2 separate regions of the Mus musculus genome follow, and region 1 is linked to region 2. Evidence: chromatin loops called from intact Hi-C (ENCODE). Cell type or tissue: left cerebral cortex. All regions are shown on one strand.

What was found. Peaks named below come from ENCODE experiments on the same cell type or tissue, not always from the same donor. Only the 100,000 strongest peaks of a DNase experiment are listed, where the experiment ranks them.
Region 1: it touches region 2 in a loop (2.4-fold over the local background); 4 of 42 quality-filtered maps call a loop at or near these places.

The regions. Positions count from the first base shown.
Region 1 is chr1:40,029,753-40,037,752 of GRCm38, forward strand. No RefSeq gene overlaps it. Among named protein-coding and RNA genes, the nearest start is that of Il1r2, 51 kb to the right of the region's middle. In left cerebral cortex, no CTCF peak of the experiment used is centred here; a DNase peak (open chromatin) is centred at 4,216.
Region 2 is chr1:40,354,351-40,362,350 of GRCm38, forward strand. Il1rl2 (interleukin 1 receptor-like 2) reads left to right here. Exons shown (of 11, transcript NM_001356478.1): 9 at 2,469-2,612. It also overlaps the pseudogene Gm17970. Among named protein-coding and RNA genes, the nearest start is that of Il1rl2, 34 kb to the left of the region's middle. In left cerebral cortex, no CTCF peak of the experiment used is centred here; DNase peaks (open chromatin) are centred at 1,266, 1,730, 4,663, 6,475 and 1 more place.

The sequences.
Region 1 (8,000 bases), 320 kb before region 2:
CCTTCCACAGTCATCTCCTGGTTATAGGCAACCTTCCATCTCCTGCTCACTCTCAGTTTGCCTCCTCCACAGTCATGAACCTCACCTTTCACTGCGTGGCCTTTGCACCTAGTGTGGTCTTCATATTGTCCTGTAGCACATGCCGGCAATTAATACTTTTTTTTATTGGCACTCATGGTTCTTAATCTGTGCCCTGCCTTTATCCTGAGAGCTGACTACCTAAACCACAGCTCACAAGGCTTCTCAAGGAAAGCCATAGGTTACTCTTGTCACTGTTGACTTCAAGAGAGTGTTTTCAGTTTCAGAATCCCAATGGCCCCTTCCTCCCCAAATAGTCCTGCTACCAAGCATCAGGTTCATTGTGGACTATTAGATTCACGAGAGTCACAGTTTAGAACAGAGGCCATTTGGAAGCTACCATCTGCAGACTAGCCCTGCCTATCATGGACAGTCTGGGCAGTTTGGTGAGCTCAGGACCTTAGTTGCCCCTTCATGGCCTGCCCTGCTCACTCCTAGGAAGAGGCATTGCTGGGCTGCACAGGATCCATTTCTTACCCTGGGCAGCCCTATGGAAAGGACATTTCAAAAGGTCTTGCCTCGGATTCCCATGTGTTACTGGTATCAATGATACTTCCTTGGTCTGCTTTCTGAAGGACTGGTTGTCCCCTCGCCTCCCTTAGCAGGGTACATCATTGAGTAAGTGTGGGAGCTCGTAAACTTCTGGGAACTCGGTGGCTTTCTTGGTCAAGTTGAGCAATCACTGTGTGCTGAGCAGTCTTAAGGTACCATGCTCCTGTGGGGAAACAGGCCTGAAGGGTGACTTGGGATAGCGGTCACTGTTCTAGAATCGAAAATAGAGCCTTCATTTGTGTGTGTGCTGAAGTGCGTGTGTGTCCGTGTATTTGCATGGATGTACTTAGGAATAGAGACCAGACGTTGGTGCCAGCGCCCTTGTCAAGTGCTCTCCACCTCCCTTTTGAATGTGACCCGCCTCTAACGACTGAGCCATCTCTCCAGCCCTCTGCCTTGTTTTTGAGACAGAATCTCTAACTCTGTGGAGTTCACTGATTGGATTAGATTGGCAGGCCAGCCAGCAAGCTTCAGGACCCCTATCTCCATGTCTCTAGAGCTGCGGTTTGGGGTGTATTCCCCTGTGCTTGGCTTTTTACACATGTGCTAGGATCCATGCTTCCTTGCAAGAAGCGTACACACTGAGTGAGCTCTCCAGCCCCAAAGACTTGTAACTTACTAAACTACAGTAGCATGTGGCTGCCGTAATGAAACGAGTGAGAGACGCTCTGAGGGTGCACGTTGAAGTCCCCTGCTAGGATCTAGATTCATGTCTCGCATGTGGCTGCCTGAATGAAACAGAGGGAGAGACACTCTCAGGCTGCACATTGAAGTCCTCCTGCTAGGATCTAGACTCACATCTCGCTCGGGTCAGCCTTGTCACAGGAGTGCAGGCCAGCTGCAAGGGCCCCGATGCTAGTGCCAGCCATATTGGATTTAACAAAAGATAAGGGACAAATGAGAATTATGTAAGATAGGGATGCTCTGCTGATGGGCACCTCATCCTAGCCTGCCTCTTGGGTAGCAACAGTGACAGCAAGAGGATTGTTTCACTGTGTGCTTGGTCCTGAGTGAAGGCTCTTAATGTACCTTCTTGGCCTGGGCAACAGAAGACTCCCTGTTGACTCTTTGAAGAGATACCAGTGCAGGAGCTGAGTGGAGCATTAGAAATGAGTACAGGACAGAGTCAACCTCAGTTTGAAGAGGACAATTAGAAGTTGAGAGGATAAAGAGGAAACTGAATACTGATGTGCCTGTGCCACTTGAGAATAGGGCATTGAGACAGAGAACCTGAGGTCCCGTTGGTGACCAGCTGCCTGCCTGGAGAAGTTAGTGCTTGGTATGTACTCAGGAGGCAAGCAGTTCATAACTGATTTGAGAACGCGTCAGACCCACTTGGAAAATGTCTACAGTGTTTGAATGGCCTCACAAATGGATAAGGCTGCAGCCTGGAGTCTTGTCCTGAGTACACAAAAATGGGGTCAGCAACAGCACAGTTGGTGGCTTCCTCCTGCTCCCTCATGAGTAAGGGCTCATGGAGGGCTTACTCTGCTTGATTTCAGTAATGTGGCCTCCTCTTCCCCCACTGACCTGCCAGCATCCAGGTTGGGGATTCAGGAGAAGAAACTGGTGACTCCTGCCTGGCCTGTAGCCAGCTGGTCATTGGTGCAGTATCAGAGCTTTCCTATTCAGCCACACCTCTGATGCAAAAGGAATGTCTGTGTTCTAAACCAGTTCCTTCAGGTTTCCAGATTTATTTATGCCAATATATAAAGCATGCTTTGAAAAGCACCGGTGAGGATTTCAAGTGCAGATATGTGCGCCTTCGAGGCCAAGCAATGAGAGAAAACGTTCTGTTGGCAGAGTCCACGGGTGCCTGTCAGTGTCCACAACAAGCTTGCGTTTCTGTGTTTTCTAATACAGAGAAAAGTCACAATGGGATATGGACACACCTAGCTTTGCAAGATAACTTGAAAGGCCATGAAGTCAATAATATTGGGTTACTTTCTAACAACTTGAGGCTAGCCAGAGAAATGTAAAGATGAGCACACAGCAAGTCACTGTGGTAATGCAAGCTATTGGAGCACACATTTAATCAAACACATACAAAGCTTGCTAATGCACTTGAATAAGTGTATTCCAGAATGCAATCTCAACACATAATTTATAAAACACCCTTCACACTATTTTCCATACTAAGGCCTTTAACATGTCTAGAGGCTTTATAGACACTTCCAAGGTTTGTCCCCGACATTTGTCCACATCTTACTGCTTCTTAAATAGTCCCCCTAGAGATCATTCTGGAATGGGGGGCCTGAGTTGAGACATGGTCTTCTAATCTCCATGGGCTGGATTTTTCTACATCTCAGTGTATATTACTGTGTGTGGATGGATGGATGGATGGATGGATGGATGGATGGATAGATAGATAGATAGATAGATAGATAGATAGATAGATAGATAGATAGAACTAAAGTCATGTCAACAGGATAACCAAGACAAAAATCCCACTAGAACAGCAGTTCTCAACCTGTGTGGGTCTCAACCCCTTTGCAGGTTGAACAGCCTTTCATGGGGGGGTCACATATCAGATATCCTGTTTGTCAAAATTTTAACATTATGGTTCATAGCATTCAAAACTAAAGTAGCACTGGAATAACTTGATGGTTGGGGGATCACTGTATTAAAGGGTCACAGCGTTAGAACTGAATCTGAGAACCACTGCACTGTTACCTAGGCTGGGTTTTACACAATCACAGACAGACAGACAGACAGACAGACAGACACACACACACACACACACACACACACACACACACACACACACACACAGGAGTTTGCAAAGCTTTTGTTCTCTGGCTCTATTAAAATGGTTCTGTGAGAAAGCTAAAGGAGGAGGCCATAATTTGCAAACCTCAAGGCAGTGAGCTGGCTGTGGGTGAAAGCTAAGAAATCCTTCTTCTCACGGACAGCCCAGGACTCTCTGCTGTGGGGTCCAGGACTGTGCTGCAGGGGTTTCTTTTTCTAAAGGCTGCAAGGAAGGCACATGAAGTTGCAAGCCATACACACACACACACACACACACACACACATATATGCAGCCAGTGGCTGCTGCTGTTCCCCTACACAGGTGGGTTTCAGACAGAAAACTTTCATGTACAGCAGAGGTGTTTATCTGGGGCCTCTGACTCACTGGTGGCATCAACGAGGGGCCCGCCAAGCTGGAAAGTTCTCAGAGACTTATAGCTGTGGGAAAAACCCACTCCCCCATTGCATTCTGGTTTCTGCCGTTGTGTAATCTTAAAAGAATGGGGCAAAGACCTGTCATGGAAGGAACTGAGAAACTTAATGGTGGCTGTGTAATTTATTATCCTCAGCACAGTCGCATATGTCCCAGTCACTGGGTAACAGATTCCCAGGATCCTTCACAAGTAAGTCACTCTAGACTGTTGGAAAAGGTGTGGCTGTCACCTGAGTCTCCCTGGCTATTTTGAAGTGCAACCCTATTTTCAGCTCTTACTGGACCTCACTCAAGAGAGCTCACTGTGCATGCTGGAGAGATGGCCAGGAGCCATCACTGCCACGAATCGGTAGTAACACAAGAGCCTGGTCCTTCTGGAATCTGCTGAGTCATGGCTGCCCATTCTATAGAACTGACTCCTGGTCTTAGATGACATTTGCCCAGCTCCACTTAAGGGCAGCTGCTATCATAGTCGTGTGTAACTGACACAGAGCAGCATGAAGTCTCATCATTGCAGTAGAAACAAAGGGAGTTTTGTCCGTTCAGGGAAGATTTGTGAATTGCTGCACTTTGTACAAGCCACCATAATTACAAGCTATAATTGGATCACTCTGTAATGCTCAGATCTTCCAAGTTACCATGGACGGGGATCTGATCTCCGATTCCAAAAGGCAGCTGATGTGTATATGGAATTAAAAGGACAGTATGTCCAGACCGCAAGGAAGCATACGAGAGCTTAGCGTGGAGATCAGGGAGAAGCCAGCTAAGTGACGCTTAGAGTCACGCCTAGTTAAAAACACTAGGATTTCCAACCTGGGACACGGATCACATTCCCAAGAAGGGAATAATCTTTTATTCTTTTTATTTTTATTCTTTTTACTTGTTTCATTTTTTTTCTTTTTCTTTTCTTTTTTTTTTTGGATATGCCTTTTTGACTGAGAATTTTGTATATGAATATATACTACATTTTAATGAAACATATCCCCTATTTCCTTACTTCTAATTCCTCTTGTATCGCCTGCCTCAACTCCCATCTTCTACTTGTTTTAAAAGCAGTACGTCCACTTGGTGCTACCTGTGGGCGCATGAGTGTAGTTCAGTCTGTTGGAGTTTGAGTGGTCTTTCGAGGGCTACATTCCTGAGGAAAATGGATTTCCTTTCCCAGTAGCTATCAATTGCGAATAGCCCCTCAGTGAGTGGTAGGATTCGTGCAGCCCTAATCCACCCATGCTGGTATTTTGCCTTGCTTGGTTTGGTGGATGTACCATTGGGTTCATGGGCGCAATGGCCCGGACAGGTCCAACAAACACTCTTTACAGAATTTCATTGTCTCTAGTTTTCATGATCTTTCCAGCCCTGCTTCTGCAGTAGTCTCTGAGCTTGGATGAGAGAATTTGTTGAAAATGGCTGGCAGGGTCTCACCCACCAGAGTGTCTGATTATCCAGGTCAAGTGTCCTGGGCAAGCCCCTGTGACAGAAACTGCTGGAGGACACAAGAAGAAATCTCTCGCCGGAAGGTTCTACACCTTCCTCCTAATTTCCACATTGCTCATGATCCCAGTGGTTGTGGTACAATCTTAAGAAGCCAGACACCCCAGTTCTGTGTAGATTGAGTGTCATTTCAATCAAAAGAGGCTGTTTTAGATGCAACTCTGAGGATAATGTGAATGTCTTCACCCACCATTATGGAGAAAGTTTACACTTATTACATGATATGGAAATAGGCTAATTTTTTATTATTATTTTAGTTGTGGAAAAACTTAAGTGTTCACAAAAATAGTAGGTGTCTAGAGAGATAGCTTAGCAGTCTAAAGGTACTTCCTGCTCTTTCAGTGGACCTGAGTTCAGTTTCTACCCAATTCAGATGATTGACAACTGCCTGTAAGTCCAGTTCCAGGGACCTCCATTGCCTTGCCTCTAGTGTTCATGTGAACAGACCTACACCCCTACCCCCGCAATTAAAAATAATGAAAGATCTCAAAAACATGTCTATCTGGATGCTTCAATTACCTTCTAACATATGGTTATATGCATGCATATTTGCATGTATGTCTGTGCACCGTTGAGACGAGAAGAGGGTGTCAAACTGGAGTTGCTGAATGGTTGTAAGCTACCAGGTCAGTGCTGGAAATTGAACTGGGGTCCTCTCATCAGGCCCCCAGGAACAAGCTTACAAATGGTTGTAAGCTGCACGTGAATTTGTGTCCTGGTTCTTTGGATGAGCAACTTCTATCCACTGAACCATTTTACCCTCAACAACCACCCCCCCCCCCTGCTTCAAGTATTATGTATCAACTTAGAGATGTCTGACCTCATCCCCATGGGTCATTTCAAAGCAACCCCTAGACAATCCTAATCATAAATAAATACACCAAATAACTGCACCCATACCTAACAAAAGTAAAGATTTCATCAAGCGATGTGTTCTTAGGAGTGTTTGTGTGTGTTTCGTTTTCGATGTATGTGAATCACGATCTAGGTGAGTACAGCATCTTGTATGTGGCTGATAAATCCCTTTGTTGACGATAAGCATGATTCGTGCACATATATTTTAAGTGTTGGTCCATAGAATCTTGTTTTTGGTAGCTGTTGGTATATGAGACAGTCAGTCTCTGATACATTTCCTGCACTTATTGAATTCATCCATTTCTCTAAGATGGCACTGTCTTCATAAGAAATACCATTTTGTGATTTTTTTGTGATCAGTCTGGTATTTGTATTACTAGTAGTATACAGTTAGTAGTTTTTCTAGTTCCTTTCAATGTAAAGGGTTTTTTTTATTTGTTTGTTTGTTTGGATGGCTTTGTACTCACTTCAACAGCACATATACTAACATTTGGATAATACAGGATAGACTGTCATGGTCCCTGCATAATAACATGCAGATTTGTGAATTCTTTCTTACTGTATAGCCCAGGGTAGTCTCAAATTCTCCATCCTCTTGCCTGAGCCTCAGAAGTGTAGTTACATGTGTGCACTATCCACCCTGGCTGAGATTTTATTAATATTTCTATTTATTCCTTGATATGTTAATGCATTTATTTGGTGTATTTTGAGCAGAGCCATCTACACATCCCTTTTCTGATCTTATTTTAATGGCAAATACGTTGTAGACTTGCATGTGATATTCAGGGTGACGGGATTTTTTTTTTTAAATTTCTTTGGTTAGTCCTATAAATTCTAAATCTACTTTCTCCTGTTCTGAACACCAATGTCATTCCCTGGTCACAAAACATACAGCAAGGCTCAGAGTTCTACTGAACCACCTTGAATGATGTATGACCACTGGGAAGGAGTTACGGCCTTCTTATTAGACCTTACTTTGTCGTCATTGTTACTTTTACCCTTAGAGTGGTCATGCCACCAGGTTGGCACATCATTTTGTTTCCTTCAGAGTTTTTCAGGGTTGCTCCTTAAATTTAACTTTTTATACTCATATAAAATAATATCTGTTCTTGAGTCAGTTTTACTAAACCAAATAGAGTCAGCCAAGGAATTCAAGCTTCTTTCCCTCCTCCACCATTAGCCTCTTTGTCTTTCTAGGTAACTTTCAAAAATTAATTTGAGGGCCAGGGGTGGTGGCACACACCTACGATCCCAACACTAAGGGGGTTAACGCAGGGGTTCAAGTTCTAGGCTATCCTGGGCTACCATGGGTTAAAGACTATCCTTGGAAATGTAGTAAGAACCCGTCTCAAAAAACCAACATGCACATAAACTAGGTTTCTTTTTATCTCCATTAAAGAAAAAAGCAAACAAACTGACAAACAAATGTGTTTGTTGTTGTAGCCACTCCTCGCTGACCTCAGTCCATGATCAGCAGTAACTCATCCCAGAACATCCCATGACCCAAATGAAGATTTACATTTTGTTTTTTTAAAACAAACAAACAAACAAACAAACAAACCAAACAGCTGTAATGAGATAAAATGTAATTAGACCTGAATAAATTCCTTATCTGGAAGGTCTACATGGATCAATTCTAATCATTGAGCGCTCATCACAACCTCCTTTAGCACTTTCATCACCCCAGAAAGCCCCTCCCTAAGTCAACTATGAAAACTGATGGTACATAATTCTCCATATAGTCTGCGCTGGAATGATGTGACTCTGGACCATGAAAAGGAGGAATTTCTCATGTGAGGATGAACAGCCTTTTCCAGTACCCTGTTAGTTGTTCAAGTGATGG
Region 2 (8,000 bases):
ACATGTGTAAAGCCAAGCTCAAGTTCCCTGGCCTCCAGAAGATCCACCTCTCAAAGAAGTGGGGCTTCACTACGTTTAACGCAGATGAATCTGAAGACATGGTTGCATGGAAGTAGCTTATTCCCGATGGCTGTAGTGTCAAATATATCCCCAATCGTGGTCCCCTGGACAAAGAGAGAGCTCTGCATTTCTGAAGGCTTTCACAGTGCTGTCTTATACCCTACCAAAACTTGTTCAGTAATAAATCTCATATCCAGGCAACAACAGCAAGGGGAAGAAAAACCAAGCTAACACCTGCCAGTCATGGGGGAGGAGAAGGGACTCTTCACTCCTTTGTTTGGACCATACTTAGGAAACTCTTGGTGAACATATTCTTGGTTTCTCCGGGTGCTCGCTCCACAGCCTCACATGGTAGCTTTTCTGTGGTTGGTCAAGCACACCTTGTTTTGTTTGTCTTGAATTCTTAGAAACCTCACCCTCTTAAGTCTAAACTTTTGGTTTACTCATTGGTGACTTCTTCATTTGACTTCCTCAATTTTTTTGTTCCTGAAGTTATCTGCAGATTTGACTCTTAACCTGCTTCATCCTGAGCAGGATGACTAGAAGGTTGTCTGGATGGGCTATTTCTTTCTGTGAAAGTCTTTTTTTTTTCCCCTCTTCTGTGTCTTTTAATCATCATCTATCCTCTGCTTTCGAGTCTGAAGGCTCCTGATGATGGTTCCATGAAATCAGACTCACAAATGCCATTCTATTTATGTCTTTATTTGTAAGCATGTTTTGCTTGCACATATATACATGTACCATGTGAGTGCCCAATGCCCATGGAAATCAGAAGAGAGCATCAGATCTCTTGGAAATGGAGTTACAAGAAGTTATGGCTTGAACCCAGGTCCTTTGGAAGAACAGCCAGTACTCTTAACCTCTGAGCTATCTTTTGAACTCATTCAAATCCTATTCTTAATAAGGGTACCTGGTATACCAGCAGTGAGCTGTACATTTATTTCCACTTCAAAGTCTCTACTCATTTGAGCTTCTTCACTAATAAGACAATTCCACTGTCATCATCTTTGAGCACATTCACAGAGCCAAACATGTCCACACTACTCAGTGCAAGGAACAGTCAGACCACACTGCGGCTGCCAAGGGCTCTTTGAATCTCATTAAGTACTGTGGGCTTAGTCATGGAATCGTCATATCACACTTTATAATTTTAAGATCACTATCAGGGGCTTAGACTCTTCCAGATTAGATCCTCCCAAAGGGAGAGATGGTGTTGCTCACACAACTCTGATAAGAGCTGGCAAAAAGCAGAAGATAGACACAGGGGATTTGCCATCTCATAGTTGGAAGGCAGATGACGAAGGTTATAAAGATGGGAAAGGGGCGGATTGGGCAACAGCCTGCAGAACAGTGTCCACTGGCTACAGAGGGACTTGCTCAATGGATTGATTTGGGGTGGGGGCTGGCACCAAGTGTGTTTTCTGTCTCTGTACTCTATCAAGCTGTTATATCTAAAGACATGCTACAATATGCAGGAAGTCTTAGGCCTTCAGATGTTTACTGTATGTGTGGCCTGAGAAGGATTTGACAAGCTATTTCTTGAAGATTTTATAAACCAGAAACGTTTGTTCTGGGAGACTCAAACACTTCTCCCCCATCCCACCAGACCCACGAGCTCCTTTTCAGGGTGAACGGGCTGATGAAGGAAGTGGTTGATGCGGTGGGTTCCCTTTTTCTCTTCCCTCATTCTTGGGCACCCTCCTCTGGCAGCACCCTTTTGGGTTGTGGCAAGGTAGGGCGCTGCTTGGTTCCTCTTCTTGGCGTTCAAGAGTTCTTCTGGAAGCAACCGGGACCTCCCTTTTGGAGTAACTGATTCTTCCCCTAGCTGTCTGCTCCCTTGCCTGTCATCAGAACTGTACACTCTCTTAGCAGAGCAGGCATTGAGTACCATATCAGGAACTCTCAGACAGACACAGGCCCTGGCTTCAGGAGCCCTGGGAAGGGTCAGATGAGGACTGTCTCACCATCGACTTGCACAGCCCATGTCTGGGCAGAAGGCCAATGACTTTTATCAGTTTTAACAGGAGTCCCTCTGCTCAGCTCCGAGGGTCGTATGGTGGGATTGAAACCCAGATTCTTCAGGGGAAGCCATGGGGGACATTTCAGACACAGTCAGATTGTACCTCATGAAGGTACCTGGATCCACATGCTCTGAGACAGTTTCCTTGCAGCTGGAGTCCTTTTGTTCTGGCATGAATACCTAGGGCTCCCTGGCTTTTAAGGAGACCATTTCTTCCCAACCTTCTCAGTGGAAATTAAACTATCCAACTTGTATACTCACAAGGAAACTTAGAGATGTGTGTTCAAGCAGTAGCCTCACGTTTCCCACCTGGCTTTGACTAAGAGCCACGTGTAAGTGTGGAGGTAAAACTAACCTTCGGCCATTGACTTTTCCCTGTCGTTTGCAGTTCCAGACTTCAGGGCTTACCTCTTAGGAGGGCTTATGGCGTTCCTACTTCTGGTTGTATCTGTTCTGTTCATCTACAACAGCTTTAAGATCGACATCATGCTTTGGTACAGAAGCGCCTTCCACACTGCCCAGGCTCCAGATGGTAAGTATGTGTGGTGGTCTTTGGGAGCAAAGCCTCAAAATTGCTGTCTACCTACTCTTAAGTGTTCTTCTCCTATTGTTATATGTGGGTAATCCTTTCTCCTGGCTGGAGAATTTAGTGTTCAGTGTCTCAGGAGGACTTCATGTGCTTCAGAGAAATGATTTGTCTGTGATTATCAGCTTCCTTTGCCAATAAGCTGGAACACAGGTAGTGACCAGGAAATAGCCACTAGGCAGCAGCAGAGGCTAGTGGTGGGCCATCCTGCACTAGAAAGCAATGGGCCAGCTACTCTAGGAGGCAGTAGGCCAACCTGATTTAGGAGGCAATGGGCCAACCTGCTCTAGATGACAGTGGGCCAACCTGCTCTAGGAGGTAGTGAGCCATCCTGCTCTAGGAAGCAGTATGAGAAAGATCTTATTTTCTGGGTCTGTGAAGCAAAGAGATGTCTGCTGGAGCAGTTGTGCATATATTACCCCCTTCTCCCTCCAATTTAAAACTCAGCAGGTCATAGAGTGATGCTATCCTCTCTGTAAACCCTATACTTGGTACCTGAAGTAATTTATGTCTCTGGCTTCCAAAAAAGACCTGCCTGGATTTACTCAGAGCTCTCCACTGGGTGGCTGGGTGAGATATCTTCTTTCTCTCAGCTACAGAAGGAGGGTCATAAAGAGGGAGAGGAAGGCAGGGGGAGAGGGAGGGAATGAGGTACAGGAGGGACAAAGGAAAGGGAAGAAGCCCGCTTCTCTCAGTACTTAGCAGGAGCCTGAGGCAGGGGTCCTTTTTCACTGATCTGAAGGCCAAAGCTCTGCTCAGAGCCTTCACTGGTGTCTCTATCCTGCCGCCAATTTTTTTCTTTTCACACAGAAATGCCTTCCTGTGTTACAGAACCAAGATTTCTCTCCATTTAGGTTTTAATACAATCTGATTTAAACAAACAAACAAAAAAGTTTCAGAAGGAATTTGATCTAGTAAGGCCCTATGGAAAACAAAACAGACAAAACACCATTCAGTCTGCTTTGCTGTCCCTTATTTGCCTATAAAAACAATTAAAAAGACAAAAGAAATCCACACAGCTGGCGTGCACTGGGATGAGGAAATGCATGTCTTTTTAGGTCAAACATTTTTCTTGAACAGGAGCAAGGGAATGAGGCAACTCAGAGTCCAAACACATTCAGAGTAGCAGATCTAAAAAAAAAAAAAAAAAAGCTGTTTGTTCTAAGCAGCTGTTTGTGTACAAAAGTCGCCACACAGATTATTGTGTACAAGTTGTTGATAAAACACAGATGCTGTGATTCAAACTGTATTTAGCTAAATGTCAGAATTCAACAATTGGTAACCCAGAGGCTGGGTTGTAGCCCAATGTTGATGGCTGAATGAAAAGGAAGAAATAACTAGAAAAGGACTTGACTATTCCTCAGAGTGGTAGAGAAGAGAGTCTATTGTAGATAAAAGGGGAGTATAGCCTGGGGTGGGGGCAGGGACATCCAGGGGAGTACAAAGCCTTGTGAGGAGAGGGAAGAGCAGCTGATAACCAGCCTGGGCCAAGAAAGTAGACAAAGGGTCACCTAGAAGGTTGGAATATATAGGGAAGGGCAGCTGGAGGAAAGTCAGTTAGTTTATCCTCTTGGAGAGTTCAGGGTAGGGGCAGGGTATGCCAGTCCAGTCTGGAGGATCCTGTAACAGGTAGGGACTGAGGAATGCACGGAGAACTTGGCAGCCAGCACCTCAGCCCTTTGTCCCGGGTTTGAGATTTAACAGTGGTGAGATGTAGCCATGGTCCTTGCCTGGCCAGGCCAACACAATCTGAGGTGCTTGCCTGTCTCCCTGGCTGTCCCTTTGTGACGAGACCACAGCATTCATTTCTTCTGGAGTAGATAGGAGTGGTCTGCCTTCTATCTCCACTGACTAAGAGAATGTGACATGACGTTCTTTCATGTGGTGTTTCTGGAAGCTCCAGCCTCTCTGGCCCCTGCGTGTTCACACCTCTGACTCACTGTAACTCCCAGAAGTGTGAGTACAGCCTTGCCTTAGTTATTTATGGTGTGCACATAGTATGATAAAGCTGCCTGGCAGAGAAGTTGAGTTTGTCAGCAAGAGATGGAAGGAGGAGTGACTCACTCCCCCCTGTGGAACCGGGGAGCCCAACAGATGACACATCAGGACCCACTCCTCCCAGCTCAGCACAGCCAGGGGTGGTGGCTTTGGAGATTGGATCTGACAACAGGCCAGGAAGCCTCATGATTCTTTTGCTCTTATTTTTTAATTTTGGAAAGTGTTTGCTTCAATCTTCCCACCTCTCCACCTACCCAACCATTGTTAACTTTGGATAACGTCAAAGAACTTTGAATAAAGTCTCTAAAATGATCTAGTGATGAGCTTCCGAGGTTGATCATGAATCCTGCTGACAGCCTGAATTCTCTTGGGAAAATATTCTGGAACATATACAGTATAGTGAATATGGATGTGGAAGAGAGAGAGACATTATGTCCTTCTTGCCAAAGTTCACTCTAACCTGGTTGGTCAAGCCTTGCCACACAAAGGTAAAGATAAGTGACCCACGAGTTACAGTCTGGCAGCCATTCACAAGCCTGCTTGAAGTCAGGGAGTCCTGTATTTCTATGCTGCCCCAGGTGATGTCAGAACTGGCGTGTTAGGTGTACCCCAGTATCTGCAAGACTTGAATCAAAGAGTGGTCAGCAACAGGTCGGCTGAAAAATATGTGCACTGCTAGCTTTATTCCATTCAGACGCTTCTGTGCAGCGTGCAATGGACTAGAACAGTTAGAGCTAACCCAGCAGGTGTATCAGGCAACAAAAGATAAGGGAACAAACTAAGCACAGCTCAGAGTTGGTGAGAGGTCTTGGTCTCTAAAGGTAAAATTGCTTTCCTGACTAAAGCCACGTCAGTTAACTCTGGCTTTCCCCACACATGTTTCTGTGGTTTGTGAAATAACATAGATCATTCTGGGGCTCATTTCCAAAGACAGTTTCCTGTGGAGAGTCCCATTTACAACAGTGTTGTAATGTAAGGAATCTGGTGGCCTTTAGCATTTCCAAAGTAAACACAATCCTATGTGTTATGTGTGTTCACTTCAATGTTTTCTGTGCATGCTGGGGTGGACAGACAAGCCAGTCCTCAGGCAACTCGGCCACAGGACCTTAGATAAAGTATCTTTTAAATTCAAATTTTATCTATCGACTGCTTGATTTGCTCTGGAATGTCACATCAAGAGAGAAGGGAACTGGAGAAGCATTAGGCAATTTCTCATAAATATCAGTCTATAGACATGATCTCATTTAGGTTTTACAGACAGCAATAGAGGTGTGAACAGGTGCTTTTACGTAAAGGGATGGTTCGGTAGCCTCGGAAAATTAAAAAAAAACGCTTGGCCAGGCCAGAGATAAATTGCCACCTCTGCCTCTGAGAGACGTGGATATTGGGAGCAGCCACCAGCACATCTGAGTTTCCTCAGAACAGCCACGAGGGATGCTCTAAGTTCCGGGAGGTAACCGGTTCATCATCTGTGCTGCCTGTCACTGTTTCCTCCGCTGCTGCTCCCTTAACTTCATGGTGCGCAGCAGCCTTTTATTATGAGTGAGTGTGTGTGTGTGTGTGTGTGTGTGCGTGTGCGTGTGTGTGTGTGTGTGTGTGTGTCTGTGTGTGTGTGTGTGTGGTGGGCTGGGTAAACATCTGAGGCCTCAACGGTTGACTAGCAGCTACCTTTGGCTGTTGTCCTCACTGCCTCTCCACAAGGGCATCTGTTGTCACTCCATCTCTGGGTGGAGGAGGTGGGACTTCCTGGAAGGATAATGTTGGCTTTCAGGAGACAGGTCAAAGCCTTGTTTTCTTTGTTTCCTCGATCTGGGTTTTTTTTGTGTCCGTTCCGTCACACAGGACTTCAGAAAATGACTCAGTTCTAAAGGAGAGGGCTTACGCAGCACTGCTTTGTGGGGCTCTGGAAAGGATCTGAAAAGGCATAATTAACCAAAAGCGTTCTTGGAGCTTATACGTGGAGGCATGGAAATAGCTGCCCTATTTTTTTTTTTTCAAAATCATGTTTGGCCACCCCAGGACAAATGAGTGACTTAGGTTTAGAGAACTCTGCACACCTTTGAGAAATGGTGCAGCCCCGTTGATCTCAGCTTCCTTCCCAGAATCTTAGATTCAAGTGTACGTCTTGCAGTTTATCAGAAAGCGCCCCGAGCTACTATCTGATCCTGTCCTTGGGGCTAGAGAGATTAGCAGCAGTGACTGCTTTTCTAGAGGATTCTGGTAGGATTCCCAGAACCTCCACTGCAGGGTAATTCTGGCCTCCTTGGTGACACGTCCACACACATAAAATAGAATAATAATAATTGTTAAAAATTGGAGGGCTGTGTTAAGAAAGGCAAACGTGGATTCCAAATGTGTCTTTGATAGTGCTGCATCCCCGGTGCATGTGGAGAACAAGTCCTTTAATGACGCCTTTGCTCCAGATCTTAGTCTGAGGGTTGTGGCTCCGCTAGCTCAGTGGCCAAGTGTACTCACAGCAGCCTGGGTTTAGCCTGCAGCATGGAAAGAAAACACTTAGAAGAAAAGACATACAGTTTGGGGCCTTGTTTTGTTTTAAGTTTTCAGAAGACATGGGGCTTTGTCCTACCTCATCTCTCTCCATCTGTTCCAAGTATAGAAAGTGGGGGAGCAAGGGGAACTTGTGTCCTCAGATGCCTTGTTTTGAAAGAGGACTGGGATTCTGTCAAAAAAAAAAAGAAAACATTTGGCAAATGTAATTTCTCTTGTTTTCTATTTAAGCAAAGCCAGTGGAGGGAGAGTGAGAAGTTTGGAGGGGAGAGAAGCCCGTGGTGGGTGGTGGCAGCTGTGCCTGGGGCTGGGGAGGGATAACATTGGGTGCTAACCTGGGAACTGCACTTCCCAAGGAGGATGCTCCCTGATATAAATGGGGCAGCAGGCAGCCAAGGCTTTCTGAGGGTGTAAGTCTAAACACATCTAAATCTTTACATGAGAAGGCTCAATGCCTTCTTAAACAGTCAAGAAATAAGAGCTTACGAGATCTCCACCCCTCTGTCTCTTTATTCTTTCCTTTCACTCTCAAAATAAACAAAAACCAAAAACCAAAAAACCAAGAAAAAACCAACAGCAGCAACAACAACAAAAACAACAGCAACAACAAAAAATTCCAGAACTTTGGAAAGCCATCTATTTAGCACTAAATTTTATACTGGAAAAAGTCATTGGGGTTGGTTGTCTCCAAACACAAATCGATACCTCCTTAGTACATACCCATGATCCCTAAGCTGATTGTTTGGGACCCACACCCTCCTCTTCCCAAACCATGGATATTATTGTCGAGCTCGCTTAAGATGTCTGGTCGGTACTGGTGGGCTTCTC